Regions from separate parts of the Homo sapiens genome. Here region 1 is linked to region 2. A link is an interaction called in ENCODE POLR2A ChIA-PET data of the cell type or tissue named here. Cell type or tissue: IMR-90. All regions are shown on one strand. Links, peaks and the distances in the headings refer to the core of each region. The heading gives the core; the rest is flanking DNA.

Region 1 (4,391 bases), core at 274-4,273, 270 kb before region 2:
GTGAGCCATAGTTGTGCCACTGCACTCCAGCCTGGGTGGAGTGACACCCTGTCTCAAAAAAAAAAAAAAAAAAAAAAGTAAAAGAAAAAAGGCAAGCTCTGGAGCCAGGCTGCCTGGGTTAGAGTGCTGGTCCTGCCTCCCTAAGATCATGTGTCAGGCAATTGCTTAATCTTTCTGTACTTCAGTGTTTCCTTTGAAAAATAAGGATAATATTAGTATCTGTCTTATAGGTTTGTCATGAGGATTAAGTAATAAATATAAGGTACTTAGAACAGTATCAGCACAAAGAATCAATGCTCAATAAATGTTTGCTATTTTGAAATTAGTCTTGTGGCCAGGCACGGTGGCTCACGCCTGTAATCCCAGCACTTTGGGAGGCTGAGGCGGGCAGATCACAAGGTCAGGAGATCGAGACCATCCTGGCTAACACGGTGAAACCCCGTCTCTACTAAAAATACAAAAAAATTAGCCGGGCGTGATGGTGGGCGCCTGTAGTCCCAGCTACTCGGGAGGCTGAGGCAGGAGAGTGGCGTGAACCCAGGAGGTGGAGCTTGCAGTGAGCCGAGATCATGCCACTGCGGTCCAGCCTGCGCAACAGGGCGAGACTCCGTCTCAAAAAAAAAAAAAAAAAAAAATTCACTCTTTACTTCCAGCTGCCAAAAATTTATATTATACGTTAAATAATTTTTCAACTTACACTGATTAGAAAGAGAACAAAAAGCCATGTGGCACAATGTAAAAATGTTACCAACTCTAACTGCAAAACTTTGGGTATATAATGTTAACTAAAGAAAGCAGTGATTCTAGTATAAGAATTAAAAATAATCTTAGCAGCACTATTCATGATAGTCTCAAACTGGAAATAATCAAATGTAGCATCAAAAGTACCATGGAAAAATTATGGCTTATGTATACAACTTAACACCACAGAGAAATGAGAACGAATGAACTATGGCTACTTCCAACAACATGGGTGAACCCCGCAAAGGGAATGTTAAGAAAGGAAGCTAGATGCTGTAAGTATATACCACAGAATTCCACCAATAGAATACTGACTAGGACGCATTATGGGGTCCTCTGGAATGCTGACAATGCTCTATGTCTTGATCTGAAAGCTGGTTTCACAGAGGGTTTACTGCATGAAAATTCACCAAGCTGTATATTTATGATTTGTGCACTTTTCTCATGTACGTCATACTTCGATAAAAAGTTAAAATAATGGCTGAGCACAGTGGCTCACGCCTGTAATCCCAGCACTTTGGGAGGCTGTGGTGGGCAGATCACCTAAGGTCAGGAGTGTGAGACCAGCCTAGCCAACATGGCAAAACCCCAACTCTACTAAAAGTACAAAAAGTAGCCAGGCGTGGTGGCGGGCACCTGTAATCCCAGTTACTCAGGAGGCTGAGACAAGAGAATTGCTTGAACCCAGGAGACGGAGGTTGCAGTGACCTGAGATCACGCCACTGCACTCCAGCCTGGGCGACAAGAGCAAGACTCCATCTCAAAAAGAAAAGTTAAAATAAAAAGTACTATGCAGTTAACCATGTCACTAAAATCCTGTATTTCTAACCTCCTGAAAAGATGATACCTCAGGTCATTCCAAAAAATCCCTTAGCAAATATTTACTGAGAGCTTCTCTATGTGCATGACACTATCTTATGAGCTGGGGATATAAAAGTAAATGACACTTCATCATTCCTTTCAGAAGCTTACTTTCGGCTGGGTGTGGTGGCTCACACCTGTAATCCCACTACTTTGGGAGGTTGAGGCGGGCAGATCACCTGAGGTCAAGAGTTTGAGACCAGCCTGGCCAACATGGTGAAACCCCATCTCTACTAAAAATACAAAAATTAGCCAGGTGTGGTGGCGGGCACCTGTAATCCCAGCTACTCAGGAGGCTGAGGCAGGAGAATCGCTTGAACCCAGCAGGCAGAGGTTGCAGTGAGCTGAGATTGCACCACTGAACTCCAGCCTGGGTGACAAGAGTAAAACTCTGCCTCAAAAAAAAAGAGGGCCGGGCACAGTGGCTCATGCCTGTAATCCCAGCACTTTGGGAGGCTGAGGTGGGTGGAGTGGGTGGATCACCTGAGGTCAGGAGTTTGAGACCAGCCTGGCCAACATGGTGAAACCCCATCTTTACTAAAAATACAAAACTTAGCCGGGCACAATGGCACACGTTCGTAATCCAGCTGCTTGCGAGGCTGAGGCAGGAGAATCACTTGAACCCAGGAGGCGGAGGTTGCAGTGAGCTGAGATCACGCCATTGCACTTTGGGGAAGCTGAAGCATGAACTGCTTGAGCTCAGGAGTTCAAGACCAGCCTGGGCAACATGGCGAAACCCCACCTCTACAAAAAAATACAAAAATTAGCCGGGTGTGGTGGTGCATGCCTGTAATCCCAGCTACTCGGGAGGGTGAGGTTGGAGAATGGCTTGAGCCTGGGAGGCAGAGGTTGCAGTGAGCCAAGATCACGCCACTGCATTCCAGCCTGGGTGACAGAGCAAGAGAGACCCTGTTTCAAGGAAAAAAAAAAAAAAAAGGAAGAAAGGATTGTTTAGGAGGGCCTTTCTCATGAAGAAACATTTAAGAAAACAGTAAAGGAGGCAAACCATTGGAGTCTCTAAGAAAATGAATTTCGGCAGAGAAGCTAGTGGAAAGACTGAGACAGGATGAGCTTAATGTCTAACAACACAGGGAAGCCAGTGTGGCTGCAGGTTAGGCTCTGCAAAGCAGCAGTCTGGCAGAGCTCCTGTGAGCATGACTCTTGTTATGCTGGCTTTTTGCATATGGGGCTCCTGCGAACTTGGAACGTGAGGAACTGAATTTTAAATTTATGAATTAAACTGTAAATAGTTACATGTAGCTAGTGGCTACTGTATTAGCACAGATATACAGCCTCATAGGCCACAGTAAGGGCTGTGAATTTGAAACCATCCTCAAAGAGTTAAAGAAACCAATGACTAACAAATTCTTGAGTTTGGACTGGGCGTGGCTTACACCTGTAATCCCAGCATTTGAAAGGCCAAGGTGGGTGGATCACTTGAGGGCAGGAGTTGGAGACCAGCCTGGCCAACATGGCAAAACCCCGTCTCTACTAAAAATACAAAAATTAGCCAGTGTGGTGGCGTGTCCCTGTAATCCCAGAGGCTGAGGCAGGAGGATCACTTGAACCCAGGACGGCAGAGGCTGCAGTGAGTTGAGATCACATCAGTGCACTTAAGCCTGGGCATCAGAGGAGACTGTCTCAAAAAAAAAAAAAGAAAGAAATTATTGAGTTTGCAGGGTAGCAGATAAGAAACTACTTGGTAAAATACTGAAACTTCCTCCCCTTATGGGATAAAAGAACTGGCTGAAATTGGTTGGAACCAATATGGCCAAGTAGAGTCTGCAGAGAACAAGCTTCCTGGTGTCGCAAGCTGACTCTCCATCACGTTTCATACTCATTCCCCTGAATTGGCACATGAGCCCTATGAGTTAGCATGAGGAGATAACTGTGCATGCCCAAGGACCTTCCAGATGTCCCCTTTCCTTCCATCGCTCACCTACTGATCTCAGAATCCACCCTCTGAACCTTTTCTAATAAAAACACTGCCTTGAAGTCAGCACAGGGAGGCAGATTTGAGGTCGACTCCTGTCTCCTTGGGAGTCAATTTGCAATATAAAGCCTTTCTTGTCTCAAAAACCTGGTGTCACAGTGCATCAGGAAGCGAGCCCCTTTTCCTGGATCACAATTTTGAGTGAGAGGAGAAGCCACTGGAGGGTTTCAAAGAGAGTAGTGATGTGGTGTACGTTTAGAGGATCATCAGTGCTGCTGTTTGTGGGAGGCAGATCAGCAAGTTAGTCAGGGGCATGAAGATGACACTGGTTTGCACTCAATGACAGCAGTGGAGGAGGAAAGAAGTCGGATTCAGAATATTTTATGACATATACATAATTTGATATATACATAGTTTATATGTAGATGCCACCAGCTGAAAGGTAATACAAATGGAATAAACCTCTAATATTAATATGCTTACATTTTTTCACCAATGCTACCCGAACTGAAAATATGTTAACACTCAAGATAAAAGCCCTGCTTCCTTTCTATATAATCATGAAAAGACAGTAACACATCTGAAATATTGTAAGATTATTTCTCTGTAGAATCAGATCTTAACTGTACATATGGTAAAAACAGTAGTAATTTTTGAATCTTAATCCCTAATGTTACTTATTTTCTCATTACACTTTAATAAACAAAAAGGCAAACTACAACATACTAACCTTAATAAAAATGGATCTTAACTGTAGAGCCACCAGCTTTCTTGAAGGCAATGAATACACTATAAAAACAAGAAGAAAATGAAATCATATGACAGTGAAGTTATACAAGTTGAAATTATTATGATA
Region 2 (4,391 bases), core at 91-4,090:
TGAAGCAGGCATTCAAAAGCTGAGATAGGCCCAAAGCTAGGCCTCTTGCACCAAACAGCCAAGCTGTGAATGCAAAGAAAAAGTTATTGAAGGAAATTACAAGTGTTACTCCATTGAACACTAATGATAAGAAAGCAAGCTGTGTGTGGTGCATGCCTGTAGTCCTAGCTCCTCAGGAGGCTGATGCAGGAGGATCGCTAGAGCCCAGGAGTTTGAGGCTGCAGTGAGCTATGATCACACCACTGGATTCTGTTCTGGGTGACAGAGAGAGACTCCATTTCTTTAAAAAAAAAAAAAGAAAGCAAAACAGCCTTATTTCCTGATATGGAGAATGTTTGAGTGGTCTGGATAAAGATCAAACCAGCCACATTTCCTTAAGCCAAACCTAATCCATAGCAAGGCCTTAACTCATTTCAATTCTTTGAAGGCTGAGAGAGGTAAGGAGGCTGCAGAAGAAAATTTGAAAGCTTGCAGAGGTTGGTTCATGAAGTTTAAGGAAAGAAGCCATCTCCATAACATAAAGTGCAAGGTAAGGCAGCAAGTGCTGATGTAGAAGCTGCAGCAAGTTCTCCAGAAGATCTAGCTATGATCTTGAAAAAGGTGGCTACACTACACTTTTGCAATGCAGATGAAACAGAAGATGCCATATAGGACTTTCATAGCTAGAGAACAGTCAATGCCTGGCTTCCAGGCTTCGAAGGCTGACGCTCTTGTTAGGGACTAATGTAGCTGGTGACCTTACATTGAAGCCAGTGCTCATTTACCATTCAGAAAATCCTAAGGCCCTTGAATCTGAAGCTAAATCTACCTATACCCTGCCAATGACTAACAAAGCCTCGGCAGATGACAGCAGATTTGTTTACAGCAAGGTTTACTGAACGTTTTAAGCCTACTGTTGAGACCTACTGCTCGGAAAAAAAGATTTCTTTCAAAATATTACTGCTCATTGACAATGCACCTGGTCACCCAAGAGGTCTGATGGAGTTGTACAAGGAGACTGTTGTTGTTTTCATGCCTGCTAACACAACATCCATTCTGTAGCCCATGGATCAAGGAGTAAGTTTTACTTTTACTTAAGAAATACACTTCATAAGGCTTTAGCTGTCACAGGCAGTGGTTCCTCTGATGGATCTGGGCAAAGCACATTGAAAACCCTCAGGAAAGGATTCACCATTCTAGATGCCATTAAAAACATTGGTGATTCATGGAAGGAGGTCAAAATGCAACATGAACAGGAGTTTGGAAGAAGTTCATTCCAAGACTTCAGTAGAGGAAGTAACTGCAGATGGGGTGGAACTAGCAAGTGAACTAGAATTAGACATGGAGCCTGAGGATGTGACTGAATTACTGCAGTCTCATGAGAAAACGTAAATTGCTGAGGCATTGGTTCTTGTGAATGAGCAATGTGGTTTTTTAAGAGGAAATCTACCAGCGAAGATGCTGTGAACATTGTTGAAGTGATCAAAGATTTACAGTAGTGCATACTTAGTTGATAAAGCAGCGGCAGGGTTTGAGAAGATTGACTCAGATTTTGAAAGTAATTCTACTGTGGGTAACATGCTGTCAAACACCACTGCATGGTACAGAGAAATTTTTCATGAAAGGAAAATGCAGTTGATGCAGCAAACTTCATTGTTTTGTAGAACGTGTCCCTCAGCAGACGTATTCCTGAAATACGAGCAGAGGAAAGTTCTTGTGTTTTTATCTTAACTAAGAATGCATGGTTTACCTTCTAAATATCTTACACATTATATAAAGTTGAGTTTTATATTAATCCATTTACATAACCTGTTCCCTCAGTTGCCAGACATTTCTTAGGAGCCCCTTCCTCTGAAGTTCCTCTGTGATATGTGTATGTCAAGATACTTGTGTGTATGTGTCCAACTCATAATCCACATGTCCAGTGACTAAGTCCAAGTCATAATCTTTGACTCGTGCTTCCTGTATTGCAGATATACAAAGAATTTGGATACCATAAGTAGGAAAAGCTTTGGGTAACACATATTTAACTTTTTTCTTACCAGCTCCAGTTGAGGAAAAGATGTACAGTTGTAAATCACAGTCTACAATTTCATAAAGAAAACTATCTTTAGGAAAGGGCTTGATTGCACACACGAGTTATTTAAAGACTCCTTGGCCAGGCATGGTGGCTCATGCTTGTAATCCCAACATTTTGGAGGCCAAGGCGAGTGGATCAGGAGTTCGAGACCAGCCTGCCCAACATGGTGAAACCCTGTCTCTACTAAAAATACAAAAAATTAGCCTGGCGTGGGGGTGGGTGCCAGTAATCCCAGTTACTCAGGAGACTGAGGCAGGAGAATCGCTTGAACCCGGGAGGCGGAAGTTGCAGTGAGCTGAGATTATGCCACTGCACTCCAGCCTGAGCAACAAGAGAGAAACCCAGTCTCAAATAAATAAAGACTCCTGATATCGCTGCAGAATGTGCAAGTGCTCGCACCAGGCACATGCACACACACATTGATTATAATGCTAATAAAAGGCGTGGTGCTTCCCTCCTATTAGCCAAAGGCATGCGAAACCTCTCCCTTTGCCCACCCAAAAAAGTTTTAAGAGCTAAGACCTTAATATAAAGCTCTAGGCCGGGCACAGTGGCTCATGCCTGTAATCCCAACACTTTGGGAGGCCGAGGTGAGAGGACTGCTTAAATCCAAGAGTTGAAGACCAGACTGGGCAACATGGCGAGACCCCCATCTCAAAAAAAAAAAAAGAAAAGGCCTCTGCCTACACGAATCAAATGTTCAGATGCAGGCCGGGCGCAGTGCCTCACGCCTGTAATCCCAGCACTCTGGAAGACTGAGGTGGGTAGATCACTTGAGGTCAGGAGTTCAAGACCAACCTGGCCAACATGAGGAAACCCCGTCTCTACTAAAAATACAAAAATTAGCTGGGCATGGTGGCGCGCACCTGTAGTCCGAGCTACTCAGAAAGCTAAGGCAGGAGAATCGCTTGAACCTGGGAGGCGGAGGTTGCTGTGAGCCGAGATTGCGCCACTGTACTCCAGCCTGGGTGGAAAAAAAAGTTCAGATGCAGTTACCTGGAAGACTGAATTTTCACCACTATTCCAGCTCATCTTGTTAACATACACATGGTGTCTAGTATGTTAGCCATTGCCGTGCAGGGCACTGCAGCTGTGCTCCCGATACTGGTGGCTGCCTCGGAGCCCGTTTGATGGAAGCAGTGACAGCAAGCGCTCCAGAACTGACAGGACAGCGCTCCGGAAATGTGGGGCATCTGGAAGTTTATGTCCTCAGGGCTTGAGAGCTGAAGAAGCATCTGCATGTTTGACACAGCTTAGTATTCAGATTTCTTTTGGCACCAAGAGGGCCAGACACTGTGGGTCCCGTGCTGGGAATGGTCACAGCTGCTGCAATGAGGCAGGTTGTCTGTGAATCGAGGGCATGCGGCTCACTTGAAGCTTGCCCGTCTTGTATACATTCTTCTTTGCTTTGGGGCTGCCTTCTGACTGCAGCAATCGTCTATCTGTTGTCCCTGATCTGCCTCCATCCCTAACCCCCTTCCCTAGGGTGACAGCAGAAAGCTTCACATCCCAATTCCTCCCAGCAGCAAGAGTTTTTAGGAGAGTAGAAAGCCAAAGATGAGGATTTCTGCAGCTCTAACCTGAACCTCAGGCTCGTGAGCAGACATTGTGTGGAGCCTCTAGGGAATAGCGTGGCCGAGGAGGGAGCGAGCCCACGTCTGCACAGGAGAGCCTAACGAGCAATGCAGCTTCTACAGAAAAGTCACTCCTTTTTTTTTTTTTTTTTTTTTTTTTGAGATGGAGTTTCGCTTTTGTTGCCCAGGCTGGAGTGCAATGGCGCGATCTCGGCTCACTGCAACTTCCGCCTCCCCACGCTCCCCACCCCCCTCCCTCCAGTTCAAGTGATTCTCCTGCCTCAGCCTCCCGAGTAGTTGGGGACTACAGGCGCCTGCCACCACGCCCGGCTAATTTTGTATAAAGACACGGGGTTTCTCCATGTTGGTCAGGCTGGTCTCAAACTCCTGACCTCAGGTGATCCGCCCACCTCAGCCTCCCAAAGTGCTGGGATTACAGGCGTGAGCCACCATGCCCACCCAGTCACTTCTTTTTCTAAGAGAGAGGGTCTCACTCTCAGCCAGGCTGGAGTGCAGTGGTTCAGTGGTGCAAAGCTGCTCACTGAAGTCTTGAGCTCCTGGGCTCAAGCGATCCTCCCTCATCAGCCTCCTAAGTAGCTGGGACTACAGGTGCATGCCACCATGCCTGGCTAACTTTAAAAAAAAAAAAATGTAGCGACAGGGGTCTCCCTATATTGCCCAGGCTGGTCTGGAACTCCTGAGCTCGAGCGATCTGCCCACTTCGGCCGCCCAAAGTGCTGGAATTACAGGTGTGAGCC

The links. ChIA-PET counts read pairs that join two places held together with the same protein. Peaks named below come from ENCODE experiments on the same cell type or tissue, not always from the same donor. Only the 100,000 strongest peaks of a DNase experiment are listed, where the experiment ranks them.
Region 1: POLR2A ChIA-PET joins it to region 2 with 5 read pairs; 4 of 35 experiments call an interaction of 5 or more read pairs at or near these places.

The regions. Positions count from the first base shown.
Region 1 is chr18:12,712,635-12,717,025 of GRCh38, reverse strand. PSMG2 (proteasome assembly chaperone 2) reads right to left here. Exons shown (of 7, transcript NM_020232.5): 3 at 4,266-4,324. Among named protein-coding and RNA genes, the nearest start is that of PSMG2, 12 kb to the right of the region's middle. In IMR-90, for the core only: no CTCF peak of the experiment used is centred there; no DNase peak of the experiment used is centred there.
Region 2 is chr18:12,440,670-12,445,060 of GRCh38, reverse strand. It overlaps LOC105371998 (a long non-coding RNA gene), which reads right to left. Exons shown (of 6, transcript NR_136514.1): 5 at 1,486-1,668. Among named protein-coding and RNA genes, the nearest start is that of PRELID3A, 35 kb to the right of the region's middle. In IMR-90, for the core only: no CTCF peak of the experiment used is centred there; a DNase peak (open chromatin) is centred at 1,920.